Regions from separate parts of the Homo sapiens genome. Here region 2 is linked to region 1. A link is an interaction called in ENCODE POLR2A ChIA-PET data of the cell type or tissue named here. Cell type or tissue: Panc1. All regions are shown on one strand. Links, peaks and the distances in the headings refer to the core of each region. The heading gives the core; the rest is flanking DNA.

Region 1 (8,135 bases), core at 1,904-6,903:
TCTTTCCCCTCAGCCTCCCATAGCTGTGATTACAGGCATCCGCCATCATGCCTGGCTAATTTTTGTATTTTTGTAGAGATGGGTTTCACCATGTTGGCCAGGCTGTTCTTGAATGCCTGACCTCAGGTGATCCACCTGCCTCAGCCTCCCGAAGTGCTGGGATTACAGGCCTGAGTCACTGCGCCTGGCCAGAAGTGTTTTTATAGACATATATTTTTGTTATTTTGGATAAATACCTAAGAGTAGAATATGTGGGTCACAGTCAGTATTTATTTATCATTTTAAGGAATTGCCAAACTGTTTTCCAAAGAGGTTGTACTATTTTATATACCCTCCAGCAGTGTATGACAGTTCCGGTTCCTCCATATCCTTGCTAACACTTGGTATTGCCAATCTTTAAAAACTGTAGACATTCTAAAATTAGGTACGTAGTAGGGTCTTTTGTATCATTCAGTAGTTTTATTTTTTTAATTTTTTTTATTTTTTGAGACGGAGTCTCACTCTGTCACCCAGGCTGGAGCGCAGTGGCGCAATCTTGGCTCACTGCAAGCTCCACCTCCCAGGTTCACGCCATTCCCCTGCCTCAGCCTCCCGAGTAGCTGGGACTACAGGCGCCTGCCACCAAGCCGAGCTAATTTTTTGTTTTTGTGTTTTTAGTAGAGACGAGGTTTCACTGTGTTAGCCAGGGTGGTCTCGACCTCCTGACCTCGTGATCTGCCTGCCTCGGCCTCCCAAAGTGCTGGGATTACAGGCCTGAGCCACCACGCCCGGCCATCATTCAGTAGTTTTAATTTGGATTTCCCTGATTATCAGTGACGCTGAACATCTTTTCTTGTGCTTGTCATCCTCCATATGTCTTCTTTGGAAGGTGTCTTTTTAAATCTTTTCCTCATTTTTTATTGAGTTGTTTGTTTTGAGTTTTGAGTGCTCTTTATATATTCTAGATTCAAGTCTGTTATCAGATATGTGATTTGCAAATATTTTCTCACATTCTGTGACTCATCTTTTTAATCTCTTACCAATGTCTTTTAAGAAACATAAGCTCTTACTGTTGATAAAGTCCCATTTATCAATATTTTCTCTTTATGGATAGTACATGTGGTGTTAGACCTTAAAGAGCTGTTTCTGACTAAAAGTCACAAAACTTTTCTCCTGTTTTCCTCTATAGGTTTTATAGTGTTAACTTTTACATTTAAGACTATAACCATTAAGTCAGTTCATTCTAAACTGATACATGTATATGATGTGAGGTATGAATGGCATTTGGATATCCAGTTGTTGCAGCACCATTTGTTAAAAAGACTATGCTTTCCCAGTGAATTGCTTTTGCACCATTTTGAAAATCAGTTGTGATGGTCTCCATCTAGACAATATTCAGTTCCATTGCTTTATCTTAATGCCAGTTGCATACTATCTTGATTACTGTAGTTTTATAATAATTCCTAAAGACAATGTAAGTCCCCCAACATTCTTCTTGGTTTTTTTTTTCCACTTTTTTGACTATTCTAGGTTCTTTCCATTTCCAGAAAAATTTTACAAACAGCTTAGCAATTTCTTTTTTGGGGGGATGGGGTTTTTCTCTGTCAGTCACCCAGGCTGGAGTGCAGTGGTGTGAATATGGCTTACTGTAGCCTCACCTCCTGGGCTCAAGTGATCCTCCCACCTCAGCCTTCCGAATATCTGAGAACACAGGGGTGTGCCACTGTGTCCAGGTAATTTTTAAATTTTTTTGTGGAGACAGGGTCTCACTGTGTTGCTCAGGCTAGTGTCAAATTTCTGGGCTCAAACAATATTTTCACCTTGACCTCTCAAAGTGCTGGAATTACAGCCACCACACCAGCTTCAAAATTTCTAAAAAAGAAAAAGCCTTAATGAATTTATACATCAATTTGGGAAGAATTTATTTTCTAACAATATGGAGCCCTCTGATATGAACACAGTGAATCTCCCTATTTATTTAGGTCTTCTCTAATCTCTCTAAGCAGTGTTTTGTAGCTTTCAGGGCGTAGATCTTGCACATAATTTGTCAGGTCTATACCTAAGCATTTCTTATTTTTGATGCTATTAAATAGTATTTTTATTTTAATTTCTGATTGTTTGTTGCTAGTATATAAAAAAATTGACTTTTGTATATTGATCTTGTATTCTACAACTCTACTAAAATTTATTAGTAATGGCCTTTTTATTGGATTTTCTCCGTAGATGATAATGTTATATTCAAATGAAGTCCATTTTACTTCAATCTTCCCAATCTAAGAGCCTTTTATTTCTCTCTCTTGCCTCATTGGCCAAGCTAGAACCTCCAGTATAATGGTGAGTAGAAATAGAGTCATCTCATCCCTGATGTTAGGGGGAAAGCATTCTATCTTTCGCCATTAAATATGATGTTAATTCTAGGTTTATCAAAGATGCGTTTTACCAGGTTGAGGGAATTCCCTGCAATTTCAAGTTTGGTTAGAGTTTTTGCCCGGCACGAATGTTGGATTTTGTCTAATACCGTTTCTTTTTTTGTTTACACAAACAAAATGTATTTTGTTTAAAAATATAATTTACATATATATACACCCACACAGGGGAAATAACAAAATGGTAATACTAGCTAATTTCTAGAGTTGGCATATTAAGTCAGAGGGGTATTGATGAATAGATGTAGTTTATTAAATTTTTTCCTGTATTTCCTAAATTTTCTATAAGTAACTTGTAGTTTTTATTTTTTTTTTATTTTTTTTTTTGAGATAAAGTCTGGCTCTGTCGCCCAGGCTGGAGTACAATGGCCTGATCTCAGTTCACTGCAAACCTCCGCCTCTCAGATTCAAGCTCTTCTCCTGCCTCAGCTTCCTGAGTAGCTGGGATTACAGGTGACTGCCACCATGCCCGGCTAATTTTTGTATTATTAGTAGAGATGGCGTTTCACCATGTTGGCCAGGCTGGTCTCGAACTCCTGACCTCAAGTGATGTGCCCTCCTTGGCCTTCCAAAGTGCTGGGATTACCGGCGTGAACCGCCGTGCCTGGCCTGTAGTATCTTTATAATAGGAAAAAAATGTTACTTTAAAAAACATCGCATGTACTTTCAACGTAGACTAAATTCAAAATATTTACACTTACTTATTGTCATCTTCACTGTCAAAAGAAAGGAGGCTACTGTTTTTTATTTGTTTTTGTGAGTTCTTTTTGACTGAGTCCTGATTTATTGCATCTTAATTTGTCTTCTTTTTGGGCTTGCTTTTAAACCTGAATATTTTTCATCTGAGGGGCACTTGACTGGTGCTTTACTGGTTTTTGATACATGATTCTTCCCTCAGCTGGAGCTGGTTCTTTATCTGCTTTGGCAGCCTTTACTTCTGCTTTAATTTTCATGACTTCTTCAACTGACAGGTCTCCCTTTTTAAAAAACATCACTTGAGGCTCTTCATCTTTGTCACTGTGATCCCCATTTTCGTCTGGGAGATGAGGCTGGATTCTCTTGGTCTCTACGGTGGGCTCCTCCCTATAGCCAACCCACTCCTTGAAGCGAGCCAGGAATGCTGGCTCGGCTGGCCGCACGTCTTGTCCAATACTTTTTCTGCGTCTATGTAGACAATAATAGTTATTCACTTTTAGTCTATTAACATGGTGAATTACAATGATTAATTTTTGAATGTTACATCAAATAATTATCTCTATTGTTTGTTGCTGGTAACTTAAGATTATTATGACCTTTTGATAAATTTATCCCATTATCATTATTAAATGACCAGTTTTATTTTTTAAAATCTACTTTGATAGTAACATAGCCACTCTAGCTTTCTTTTAGTTAGTGTTAGCATGTTATATCTTTTTTGCCTTTTAAATTTTAAACCGTGTGTGTCCGTTTATTTATTTATTTTGAGACAGAGTCTCATTTTGTCTCCCAGGCTGAAGTGCAGCGGTGCGATCTCGGCTCACTGCAACCTCCGCCTTTCAGGTTCAAGGGATTCTTGTGTCTCAGCCTTCTGAGTAGCTGGGACTATAGGTGTGTGCCACCACACCTGGCTAATTTCTGTGTTTTTTTAGTAGAGACGGGGTTTCATCATCTTGGCCAGGCTAGTGTTGAACTCCTGGCCTCAAGAGATCTGCCTGCCTTGGCCCCCCAGAGTGCTGGAATTATAGGCGTGAGCCACTATGCCAGGTCTATGTCTTTATTTTTAAAGTGGATTTCTCAGGTGGGAGGATTGCTTGAGGTCAGGATTTCAAGACCAGCCTGGGCAACATAGTGAGACCCTGTCTCTACAAAAAAATAAAAAAAATTGTCTGGGCGCAGTGGCTCCTGCCCGTAATCCCAGCACTTTGGGAGGCTGAGGCAGGTGGATCACCTGAGGTCAAGAGTTCGAACCAGCCTGGCCAACATGGTGAAACCCCATCTCTACTAAAAATACAAAAATTAGCCGGGTGTAGTGGCAGGTGCCTGTAATTCCAGCTACTCGAGAGGTTGAGACAGGAGAATTGCTTGAACCTGGGAGAAGGAGGTTGCAGTGAGCCGAGGTCACGCCATTGCACTTCAGCCTAGGCGACAAGAGCAAAACTCTGTCTCAAAAAAAAAAAAAAGTAGCTGGGCAGGTGATACTTTGTTGGTTTATTAGCTATAATTCTTTGTTGTGTTATTTTAGTGGTTGCTTTAGGGTTTGTAGTAAACATCTTTCTCCCATGCTGGATGCTTCCTGACCTCGAACATCTGACTCCAAGTTCTTCAGCTTTTGGACTCCTGGACTTACACCAGTAGTTTGCCAGCGGCTCTCGGGCCTTCGGCCACAGACTGAAGGCTGCACTGTTGGCTTCTCTGCTTTTGAGGTTTTGGGACTCGGACTGGCTTCATTGCTCCTCAGCTTGCAGATGGCCTATTGTGGGACTTCACCTTGTGATCATGTGAGTCAATACTCCTTAATAAACTCCCTTTCATACACACATCTCTCCTATTAGTTCTGTTTCTAGAGAACCCTGACTAGTACAGTTGGGTTTAAATCTACCACAGTATTATTTGTTTTCTGTTTCTTATTCATTTCCTTTTCCTTCTTTTTGTGCCTACTTTAGATTAATTGAATATGTTTTATGATTCTTTAACTTATCACAGTTTGCCTTCAAGTGATATTATATTATACCACTTGATGCATAGGGTAATAACTCAGTTAATATGCTTCTGTTTCTCCCCTCCCAGCATTTGTGCTATAGTTATCACATATTTTACTTCCATGTATGTTATAAACACCACACAATTGGATGAGGGCCGCTAGAAAAAAACAAACAAACAAAAAGTAACAAAATCTTTTTTAAAAGAAAAAAACCTAGAATATCTTATTATTTTTGCTTTAAACAGTCCATTTTCTTTTAAAGAGATTTTAAAAATAAGAAAACAAGTATTTTATATTTATATTTTATATTTACCCACGTAGCTAACATTTGTAGTGCCCTACATTTTTTTAAGTAGATTCAAATTTCCATCTGGTATCATTTTCCTTCTGCCTGAAGCATTTCTCTTACCTTTTTTTTTTTTTTTTTTTTTTTTTGTAGCTTAGGTCTCCTGATGATGAATTCTTTTAGCTTTTGTATGTCTGAGAAAGTAATTTTACCTTTGTTTTTAAAATATGCTTTCCTTAGGTATAAAAATCTAGGTTGATGGTTTTACTTATTCTTTCAGTACTTCAAAGATGTTCTAATGTTATCCAGCTTACTTATTTTTTGTTATCATTTTTATTAGGTTGGTGCAAACACAATTTAGGTTTTTTCATTAAAGGTAATTGCAAAAACCGAAATTACGTTTGCACTAACCTAACCTAATATGTTTGTTCCTTTGCCCAGAATGTGTCCTTGTCCCCCTGACTGTTTTGATGTCTTCTTCTCTATCACTGGTTTTAAATAATTTGATTAAGATAAGCCTTGGTGTAGTTTTCTTTGCATTTTTTTGTGATTGGTTTAATTGAACTCTTTAGATTGGTGGATTATAATTTTTACCACATTTGAAATATTTTGACCTTTATTTTTTCAAATATCTTGTCTGTACCCTTCTCTCTTTCCTCTCTTTGATGCACTCCAATTACAGGCATGTTAGGCTGCTTGAAATTATCCCACAGCTCACTAAAGCTCTGTTTATTTTTCTCCAGCTTTTTATTTTTGTGTGTTTTATTTTATATCCTTTCAATCTCTATACCTCCAGGTTCACTAATCTTTTCTTCTGCAATGTATAATATGCCACTGATCTCACCAAGTGTTTTTCAATTTCAGACATTTGTAGTTTTTATCTCTAGAAGTTCAATTTGGTTCTTTTAAAAATATCATCCATGTCTCTACTTACCATTCTCAACCTTTTTTCTAGCTTTTTGAGCATATGAAATACAGTTATAGTAACTATTTAATATCCTTGTCTACTAATTTTATCATCTGTCACTTTGAGTTGGTTTTGATTGATTTTTTTAATCTTATTGTGGGTCATATTTTCCTGCTTTTTTGAATGTCTGGCCATTTTTGATTGGGTCCTGTGCATTTAAAATATTTTTTGTTCTGTGCTGGTTGTTAGTTTTATTACTATACATATAACTTGAGCTTTCTTCATGGATATAGTTAAGTTTCACTTCTTGTTTATAAGCCTACTTAGATTAAACCAGAGCAGCATTTAGTCCAGTACTACTTTAGCTCACTACTGAAGCAAGACCCTTCTGAGTTCTTTTCCTGATACCTCATGAATTATGAAGTTTTCCACTTTCGTGAGTGGGAAAGGGGACAATCCTCAGTCAGGGTAAATACTGGGTATTAATACCTCTCATCCAGTAGTTCTCAGCTGGGATAATTTTGCCCCATAGAGGTCATTTGACAATGTGTAGAGACACTTTTTGTTGTTACAACTGGTGGGGTAGTGCTACTGGCATCTAGTTGGTAGAAGTCAGGATATTGCTAAATATCCTATAATGCAGCTCCCACAATATAGAATTTTTTGCCTCCAAATGTCAATAGAGCTGAGGTTGAGAAATCCTGCCTAATCCTGTGGGCTTGGGGTATTTTCTTCACATGCGTGTGCTGATCAACACTCAGGTGGAGTTGAGGAAGACCCTATTCACTTCTCTAGATTTTTCTTTCTGGGCAGGTCTCTCCTCTCTGGAACTCTGCTCCAAAAACTCTAGCCATCTTGGCCTCCTCATCCTTACAGTTTTGTCTCCTCAAATCAAGAAGACTGCTGGGCTTTGTCTGGGTCCCTATCCCCATGCTAAACTGAGGCCTGGAAACTCTCCAGGCAGTAAGTTGGAGAAATATTAGGGTTTTCCTCATTCATTTCTCTTCTTTAATAGATTACTATTTTACATTGCCTAATGGAAGCCATATATATATATATATATATATATATATATATATATATCTGGTTATATATATCAGATATATATATATCTGATTTTTAGTTTAGTTTTTTTTTCAAGCAGAAAGTTAATTCATATCCCTGTTACTCCATCTTGTATTAGAGCAGAAATCTGCTTTTGACATTTTTTTCTTTTTTTTGAGACAGAGGAGTCTTGCTCTGTTGTCCAGGTTGGAGTACAGTGGCACGATTTCGGCTCACTGCAACCTCCATCTCCCAGGTTCAAACGATTTTCCTGCCTCAGCCTCCCAAGTAGCTGGGATTACAGGTGCCTGCCACTGTGCCTGGGTAATTTTTGTATTTTTAGTAGAGACGGGATTTCACCATATAGCCCAGGCTGGTCTCAAACTCCCAACTTCAGGCTATCTGCCTGCCTTGGCCTCCCAAAGTGCTGGGATGATTACAGGTGTGAACCACCGCGCCCGGCCATGCTTTTGACATTTTTGAAATTCAATTAAAATCATAGCATTGCTCTAGATCAGTGGTCAAAAGCTTTCCGTAGTGAAATCTTCCTCACAGGAGTATTTTGGTTATTTAATTTTTTCAAGTAGGGTGCCAAAACTGAAAAGTAGGGGGATTTTCACATAAAAACCCAAATTTTTCAGCTATTCTTGAAACATCCTCTTTGGGGAATCTCAAAACAACTCGAGAGTACTTAAGAGTACTCTCAAGAGTATCCTTTAGCAGTCAAGACATTGGAGGGTGATAGGTGGGCTGGATTTCTTCTTCATTGCCCCCAAGCTTCACCCTTCATTCTTTTCTGTCCTGCCTTGTGCC
Region 2 (8,135 bases), core at 1,143-6,142, 120 kb before region 1:
GGAGTTCAAGACCAGCCTGGGCTGGCCAGCATGGCTTAACCCTGTCACTACTAAACATACAAATTTTTCTTTCCTTTTTTTTTTTTTTTTTTTTTTTGTGACAGAGTCTCTCTCTGTCACCCAGGTTGGAGTGCAGTGGCGTGATATCAGCTCACTGTAACCTCCACCTCCCTGGTTCGAGCGATTCTCCTGCCTCAGCCTCCTAGGTGTGAAAGCCCAGTGACAGCTTAGTAGAGGAGATAGTTGGGGTATGGACTCTGGATTACTTGACTTACATGTAAAAGGTAAACTTTACTAGGTTTACCTAGTAAAGGTAAAAAAAAAAAAAAAGGTAGGTGAGTCCTTTACTATTTCTAGGAATTGGCTAGCCGTTAGAGGGTCAGTCCCTCCAGGGTGCAGAAAACCGCCCGTGTCAAAGCACCCAAAACCCTTGGTTAACACAAGTTTCAACAATCATTGTCAGAGCCAGGGACTGTATTAGTTTGCGAGAGCTGCTATAGCAAAATAACACAGACTGAGTTCCTTATACAGCTATGAGAAATTTGTTTTCTCACAGTTTTGGAGGCTAGAAGTCCAAGATCAAGGTGTTGGCAAGGTTAATTTCATTCTGAGGACTCTCTCCTTGCCTTGCAGATGGTCACCTTCTTGTTGCATCCTCACATGGTCTTTTCTTTGTGCATGCACCTCTCTGGTGTCTCATTGTGTGTCCAAATTTCCTCTTAGTATGAGGACACCAGTCAGATTAGATCTGGGCCTAACTTAACAGCCTCATTTTAACTTCATCTCTTTAAAGACCCTGTCTTTAAATATAGTCACACTCTCAGGTACCGGGGGTTAGGGCTCCAACAGTTGATTTTTAGGAGGACACCTTTTTGATCACCTGAAAACAAGAGATGGATTTGGGGCCGGTCGCAGTGGCTCATGCCTGTAATCCTAGCAATTTGGGAGGTCAAGGGGGGTGGATCACCTGAGGTCAGGAGTTTGAGACCAGCCTGACCAACATGGCGAAACCCCGTCTCTACTAAAACTACAAAAATTAGCTAGGCATGGTGGCACTGCCTGTAATCCCAGCTATTTGGGGGGCTGAGGCAGGAGAATCGCTTGAACCTGGAGGGTGGAGGTTACAGTGAGTGGAGATCGCATGACAAGAGCGAAACTCCATCTCAAAAAAAAAAAAAAAGACACAGATTTGGTAGAGGGAAAGATACACTCATGAGGACTATGAGGTAGCAACATTTGGGTAGTATGTGAATATGACCTCACTCATATCTATGAGCTTTGGGGGCCTAGACAAATTTAGAGTGCAGAGGTGTTTGCTTATGTGAAAGAATATCAATAAATCTATATGGCCAGGAACGGTGGCTCACACCTGTAATTCCAGCACTTTAGGATGCCAAGGTGGGCAGATCACCTGAGGTCAGGAGTTCAAGACCAGCCTGGCCAACATGGTGAAACCCCGTCTCTATTAGAAATACAATTAGCTGGGCATGATGGCGCATGTCTGTAATCCCAGCTATTCAGGAGGCTGAGGCAGCAGAATCACTTGAGCCCAGGAGGCAGAGGCTGCAGTGAGCCAAGATCGTGCCATGAACTCCAGCTTGGGCAACAGAGTGAGACTCTGTCTCAAAATAAATAAATAAATAAATAAAATAAATCTATACTGAATCAAGATTCAATCAATACCAAAGGCCAATGTCCATAACTCCAGGGGGATCAAATCCCCTTTCAAAAGCACATCAATCATATTTACTTGCATTAATAGTTAACGCCCTGACAATGTAGAGCCTGGGTCCTCTCTTTGACAGCAACAGTTCATGCAGATATTGCAGAGAAAGAGGGCCAACAGGCTTGACTGTCTGAAAGAGAGTACATGATATACAGGTTTTAAAGTTCAATGGACCAACAAATTGGCCATTGACTTCTTTCTCCTCTTCCCTGGTCAGGAGAATCTTGTATAGGCTCTCTTCTTGAACACACACACACACACACACACACACACGCATGCACACACGCACACCAAATTTGTTGCAGCCCACCAAATTTCTCCCTCACTAGTTACCATGCAGGACTCTAGAGAATTCCTTTTGTGCCACCTATGCTCTGCTTGAAGAGGTGGTTGGGAACAGCTGGCAGAAGCCATGCTGCTTGCCTCTCTTCCTCTCCATGCCCCTTCCTTCTCACAGGAAGTATAAAACCTTTGTTATGAATAAAGAGAGAGAGAGAGAGCTCATAGGTCATGCCAGGAACTCTGGCTCCAGCTCTTCAGGAGTAAACGGTCCAGATTTGTCAATAACCATGGTGTTCCTAGCAGTATTTGGGTTTTTTTTTTTTGGAGTCTTTGCTTTTGTGGCCCAGGCTGGAGTGCAATGGCGTGATCTCGGCTCACTGCAAACTCTGCCTCCCAGGTTCAAGTGATTCTCCTGCCTCAGCCTCCTGAGTAGCTGGGATTACAGGCACACACCACCACACCTGGCTAATTTTTGTATTTTTTGTAGAGACAGGGTTTCATCATATTGGCCAGGCTGGTCTGAAACTCCTGACCTCAAGTGATCTGCCTGCCTTGGCCTCCCAAACTGCTGGGATTACAGATGTGAGCCACCAAGCTCAGCCTTCTAGCAGTATTTGAATTAACCAAGCAATAGGACTGATGGAAGCAGATTTGCACAAAGTGCTCTGAGAGGCTTTGTACCAGTCAGAGGTGGTGAATGCCAGTAAGGAAAACCAACGCTGGATAACTTAAGCAAAAAGAGAGATTCCTGGAAGGTTATCAGGAGGCGGTTCACAGGATCCACCAGGTCTGGAGTAAGGAGGGTAGAAATCCTTGGAAACAGGTTGGAAATGAGAAGGCTTCAGAAATTGTCACAGAAACAATCTGGGTGGGGGTTCTCATTATCTTTCTAAATGTCAACCTGTTGCTGGACTTGACCACAAAACATGGCCACCAGTGGATACTGTTGCCACTCTGCAAGTGCACACCAGCAGGCCTATGCTTTTTGCATTATACTCTGCCAATTCAAAGTGTCAAGAGTGATCATCTGATCAATTGGCCTAGCTTCCTTGCTTGAACCCCTACTACTAGGGGCAGAAGAAAGTGGGGGCTATCTCCCCTTTGTCTTCCCCTGGTCTTAGAAAGTTGGGAAGAACAGTGTCTTATAATAATAGGCATATTGGTGGATTTCTCCAAAGTAAAAAGGGAGGTTGAATGTTGGAAATGCAAAAAAATTAATGAAGATTCACCACAACTATGACTCTAGCTACAGAAATTAAAAGCTATGTCAGGAAAAAGAATACTGAATGTAGAATTGTATTAATATGTATGTACCAGCCCTTAGCTGGTGAAGCAGAGAAAGCAAGATGTACACTGAAAATCTGTGCCCTTCCTTTCAAAGTATAAAGTTGTCAAAGGGAAGTGCCTTCCAAGCTAGAGACTACATTTACCGACACTGTTTTTTTTTGTTTGTTTTTTTGAGGCAGAGTCTCGCTTTGTCACCCAGGCTGGAGTGCAGTTGTGAGACCACAGCTCATTGCAGCCTCAACCTCCTGGGCTCGAGTGGTCCTCCTGCTTCAGCCTCCCGAGTAGCTGGGACTACAGGCACACACCACCATGCCAGGCTAATTTTTAATTTTTTTTGTAGAGACAGAATCTGACTATGTTGCCGAGGCTGGTCTTGAACTCCTGGGCTTAAATGATCAAAGTTCTGGGATTACAGGCATGAGCCACCATGCCTGGCCCCTCAGTACTCTTTTTTTTTTTTTGAGATAGAGTCTCATTCTGTCACCCAGGCTGGAATGCAATGGCATGATTTTGGCTCACTGCAACCTCCGCTTCCTGGGTTCAAGCAATTCTAGTACCTCAGCCTCCCAAGCAGCAGGGCTTACAGGCATGCACCACCACGCCCGGCTGATTTTTTGTATTTTTAGTAGAGATGGGGTTTCGCCAGTTTCCCAGGCTAGTCTTGAACTCCTGAGTTCAGGCAATCCGCCCGCTTTGGCCTCCCAAATGCTCAGGCAATCTGCCCACCTCGGCCTCCCAAAGTGCTAGGATTACAGGTGTGAGCCACTGTGCCTCGCCCCTCAGTACTCTATAGTAAGGTGCAGCCAAGTGACTGGGTTATATCAAATGGAATGTACAAGTAATACACTCCCACTTCCAGGCTTAGCTTATAGACATTTTCCATGTGGTGTTCCTCCATGTTGTTTTTTCTTTCATTTTTTTTTTTTTTTTTTGGAAACGGAATCTCGTCTCTGTCACCCAGGCTGGAGTGCAGTGGCGCGATCTCAGCTCACTGCAACCTCCGCCTCCCGGGTTCAAGTGATTCTCCTGCCTCAGCCTCCCGAGTAGCTGGGACTATAGGTGTGTGCTACCATGTCTGGCTAATTTTTGTATTTTTAGCAGAGACAGGGTTTCGCCATGTTGCCCAGACAGATCTTGAACTCCTGACCTCAGGTGATTTGCCCGCCTCGGCCTCGCAAGGTGCTGGGATTACAGGCATGATCCACCATGCCGGGCCTAGTTGCTCTTTTTTTTTTTTTTTTCTTTTTTTCTTTTTTAAGAAGGAGTTTCACTCTTGTCACCCAGGCTGGAGTGCAGTGGCTGGATCTCAGCTCACTGCAACCTCTGCCTCTTGGGTTCAAGTGATTCTCCTGCCTCAGCCTCCCGAGTAGCTGGGATTACAGGCATGATCTACCGCGCCAGGCCTAGTCTCTCTCTCTCTCTCTTTTTTTTCTTTTTTGAGATGGAGTTTCACTTTTGTCACCTAGGCTGGAGTACAGTGGCGGGATCTCAGCTCACTGCAACCTCTGCCTCCTGGGTTCAAGCAATTCTCCTGCCACAGCCTCCCGAGTAGCTGGGATTACAGGCACGTGCCACCATGCCCGGCTAATTTTTGTATTTTTAGTAGAGATGTGGTTTCACCATGTTGGTTAGGCTGGTCTTGAACTCCTGACCTCAGGTGATTCGTCCACCTTGGCCTCCAAAGTGCTGGAATTACAGACATGAGCCACCATGCCCAGCCTCGTCTCTCTTTTGAAAAACAAAATTAATGGTATGTACCACAAAAGGTAGATGTCAGGAATAAATGAAATTGTGAATGTAAAACACCTTGCATGATGCTTGGCATGCAGTAAGTTCTTAATGGGTGGTAGGCTGCTGGCAGAACATGGTGTATATGGTGAGGAGAGGGGTACAAACTGGGAAGTAAGAGACTGGAATTCTCATTCCAGGACAGCTGCTTTCTGTATAACTTTGGGAAAATACCTTTATCCCTTTGAACTTTGCTTTTCTTATCTACAAAGCAATGGCATTGGATGGCACCTGGGATCTCCACACTGTTTCCTGTAAAAACAATTGGCTTTGCAAATTTCCTCAGGGAATCCCCTAGGAAGAGGCTGCGTCAAACCAAGCAGACTCTGGTCCCTGTCTCTGTTTCAAACAGAGAAGCTCCAATTCCATTTGTTCGACATGTTGGGCTTTCAGTAGAGTGCTGGTTTAAAGAAAAGGTATTGCTGCGGTTTAAAAAAAAAAAAATTGAATATCAGTGTACTCCAAGATTTAAGTCTTCCCCACTCTAATACTCTAAGATTCTGTGAAGGTCTGAGCAATGATGGGTTAGTCCACTAAGTCATGTTGGGAAAGGCTATAGCTTTCCTCCTCCACTTGACCAGTTTGAAAGAAGCCAAGGGAGTGACCTGCAAGTCCCAAGACTGCCCGGGCATAAAAGTACTTAGGTGGGGCAGAATCATGACTATGAATAAGAACTCAAAATGCAACCAGCAGGTACAGTCCCTGGCACTAGAACTCAGGAAAAGGGCAAGTGCACACTGTTCTGGTTGGAAAATGTGTAAGCCAAGTACGTGACTGAACAGGCTCTTTCTAACCAGTAAGCTAAGGAAAAGAAAGCAGCCGGATTTGCAGGCTTATAGATCTGTCACTGAGGAGAAAGTAACTGGCTCCTGGTCAAGTCATCAGCATTCCAATATGGCTTTCTACCATAGGATGTGTGGCCTTATAACACACAAATGTCCCAGGAAGAGAGTGTGGCCAAAGGCTACATATAGTGCTGGTGTTATGAATTTCATTTACTCAGCCCACATATAGTGCCAAATGTGCTAGGCACTGTTTTAGATGTTGGGGATAGAGACAAATCCCTATATTCTACATTTCAGTCTGGTAGACAGACATAAATCTTTTTTTTTTTTTTTTTTTTTGAGATGGAGTCTCGCTCTGTTGCCCAGGCTGGAGTGCAGTGGTGTGATCTCGGCTCACTGCAGCCTCTGCCTCCTGGGTTCAAGTGATTCTCCTGCCTCAGCCTCCTGAGTAGCTGAGATTATAGGCACGTGCCACCATGTCCAGCTAATTTTTGTATTTTTAGTAGAGACGGGGTTTCACCATGTTGATCAGGCTGGTCTTGAACCCCTGACCTCGTGATCTGCCCGCCTCAGCCTCCCAAAGTGCTGGGATTACAGGCGTGAGCCACTGTGCCCAGCCTTTTTTTTTTTTTTTTTTTTTGAGATAGTGTCTTGCTCTGTCATCCAGGCTGGAGTACTGTGGCATGATAGCTCAATGGAACCTCCGCCTCCTGGGTTCAAGTGATTCTCCTGCCTCGGCCTCCCAAGTAGCTGGGATTACAGGTGCCCACCACCACACATTTTTAGTAGAGACTGGGTCTTATCATGTTGGCCAGGCTGGTCTCGACCTCCTGACCTCAGGTGATCTGCCCGCCTCGGCCTCCCAAAGTGCTGGGATTACAGGCGTGAGCCACCGTGCCAGGATGGTAGTGGTTTATTTTTATTTTTTTTTTAGTTGTTTTTTTCTTTTTTCTTTTTTTGTAGATGTGGGGACCAGTGCAACAGGGTGTTGCAGTAGGGGAGAGAGATTGGACTCAAATTCCTGTTGTTTAAACTACAACAGTAGCAGTGTGAGTAGTAAGCCATCAAATTCTGGATATATGTTTAAGATAGTGCAAATCAGCCCAACTGAACCACCAGGACATTGCCTCGTTGTTCTGTTCTTTTTTTTTTTTTTTTCCTGATTTTAATATTCATTATAAAGCTCTAGTAAGCAGGACAATGTGTTAATGGTATAAAAAAGCAGACAAGTTGGCCTGGCGTGGTGGCTTACGCCTCTAATCCCAGCACTTTGGGAGGCCGAGGAGGGTGGATCACGAGGTCAGGAGATCGAGACCAACCTGGCCAACATAGTGAAACCCCATTTCTACTAAAAATACAAAAATTAGCCATGTGGTGGTGTGTACCTGTAATGCCAGCTACTAAGGAGGCTGAGGCAGGAGAATCACTTGAACCTGGGAGGCGGAGGTTACAGTGAGCCGAGATTGCACCACTGTACTCCAGCCTGGGCGACAGAGTAAGACTTCGTCTCAAAAAAAGCAAAACAAAACAAAACAAAACAAAACAAAACAAAAATACCCCCCAAAACCAAAAAACAGACAAGTCAATGAAATAGAAATGAATCCAGAAAGAGACCCACATATTTATATTGACAACTAGTTTTTATTTGTTTAGTTTTTTTGTTTGTTTTTTGAGAACCCTGGATAGAGTGCAGTGGTGTGTACATGGCTCACTGCAGCCTTAACTGTCTAGGCTCAAAGCAATCCTCCCACCTCAGCCTCCTGTGCAGGTGGGGCTACAGGCACATGCCACCATGTCCAGCTATTTTTTTTTTTTTTTTGTATTTTTGTAGAGATGGGTTTTCACCATGTTGACCAGGGGGTCTCTAACTCCTGGGCTCCAGTAATCCACCCACCTTAGCCCCCCAAAAGCTAGGATTACAGACATGAACCACTGCTCCTGGCCTGATAACTGTTTGTTTATTTTTGTTTTGTTTTGTTTTGAGATGAAGTCTTGCTTTGTTACCCAGGCTGTAGTCCAGTGGTGTAATCTCAGCTCACTGCAACCTCTGCCTCTGAGGTTGAAGCGATTCTCCTGCCTCAGCCTCCAGAGTAGCTGAGTTTACAGGCGTGAGCCACCACGCCTGGCTAATTTTTTGTATTTTTGGTAGAGACGGGGTTTCATCATGTTGGCCAGGTTGGTCTTGAACTCCTGACCTCAGGTGATCCGCCTGCCTCGGCCTCCCAAAATGCTGGGATTACAGGCATAAGCCACCACGCCCAGTCCTG

The links. Peaks named below come from ENCODE experiments on the same cell type or tissue, not always from the same donor. Only the 100,000 strongest peaks of a DNase experiment are listed, where the experiment ranks them.
Region 2: POLR2A ChIA-PET joins it to region 1 with 6 read pairs; 2 of 35 experiments call an interaction of 5 or more read pairs at or near these places.

Annotation. Positions count from the first base shown.
Region 1 is chr3:27,700,023-27,708,157 of GRCh38, forward strand. It overlaps the pseudogene KIAA1143P2. Among named protein-coding and RNA genes, the nearest start is that of LINC02084, 8.8 kb to the right of the region's middle. In Panc1, for the core only: no CTCF peak of the experiment used is centred there; no DNase peak of the experiment used is centred there.
Region 2 is chr3:27,579,804-27,587,938 of GRCh38, forward strand. No RefSeq gene overlaps it. Among named protein-coding and RNA genes, the nearest start is that of SLC4A7, 99 kb to the left of the region's middle. In Panc1, for the core only: no CTCF peak of the experiment used is centred there; no DNase peak of the experiment used is centred there; H3K27ac peaks cover 1,345 bases.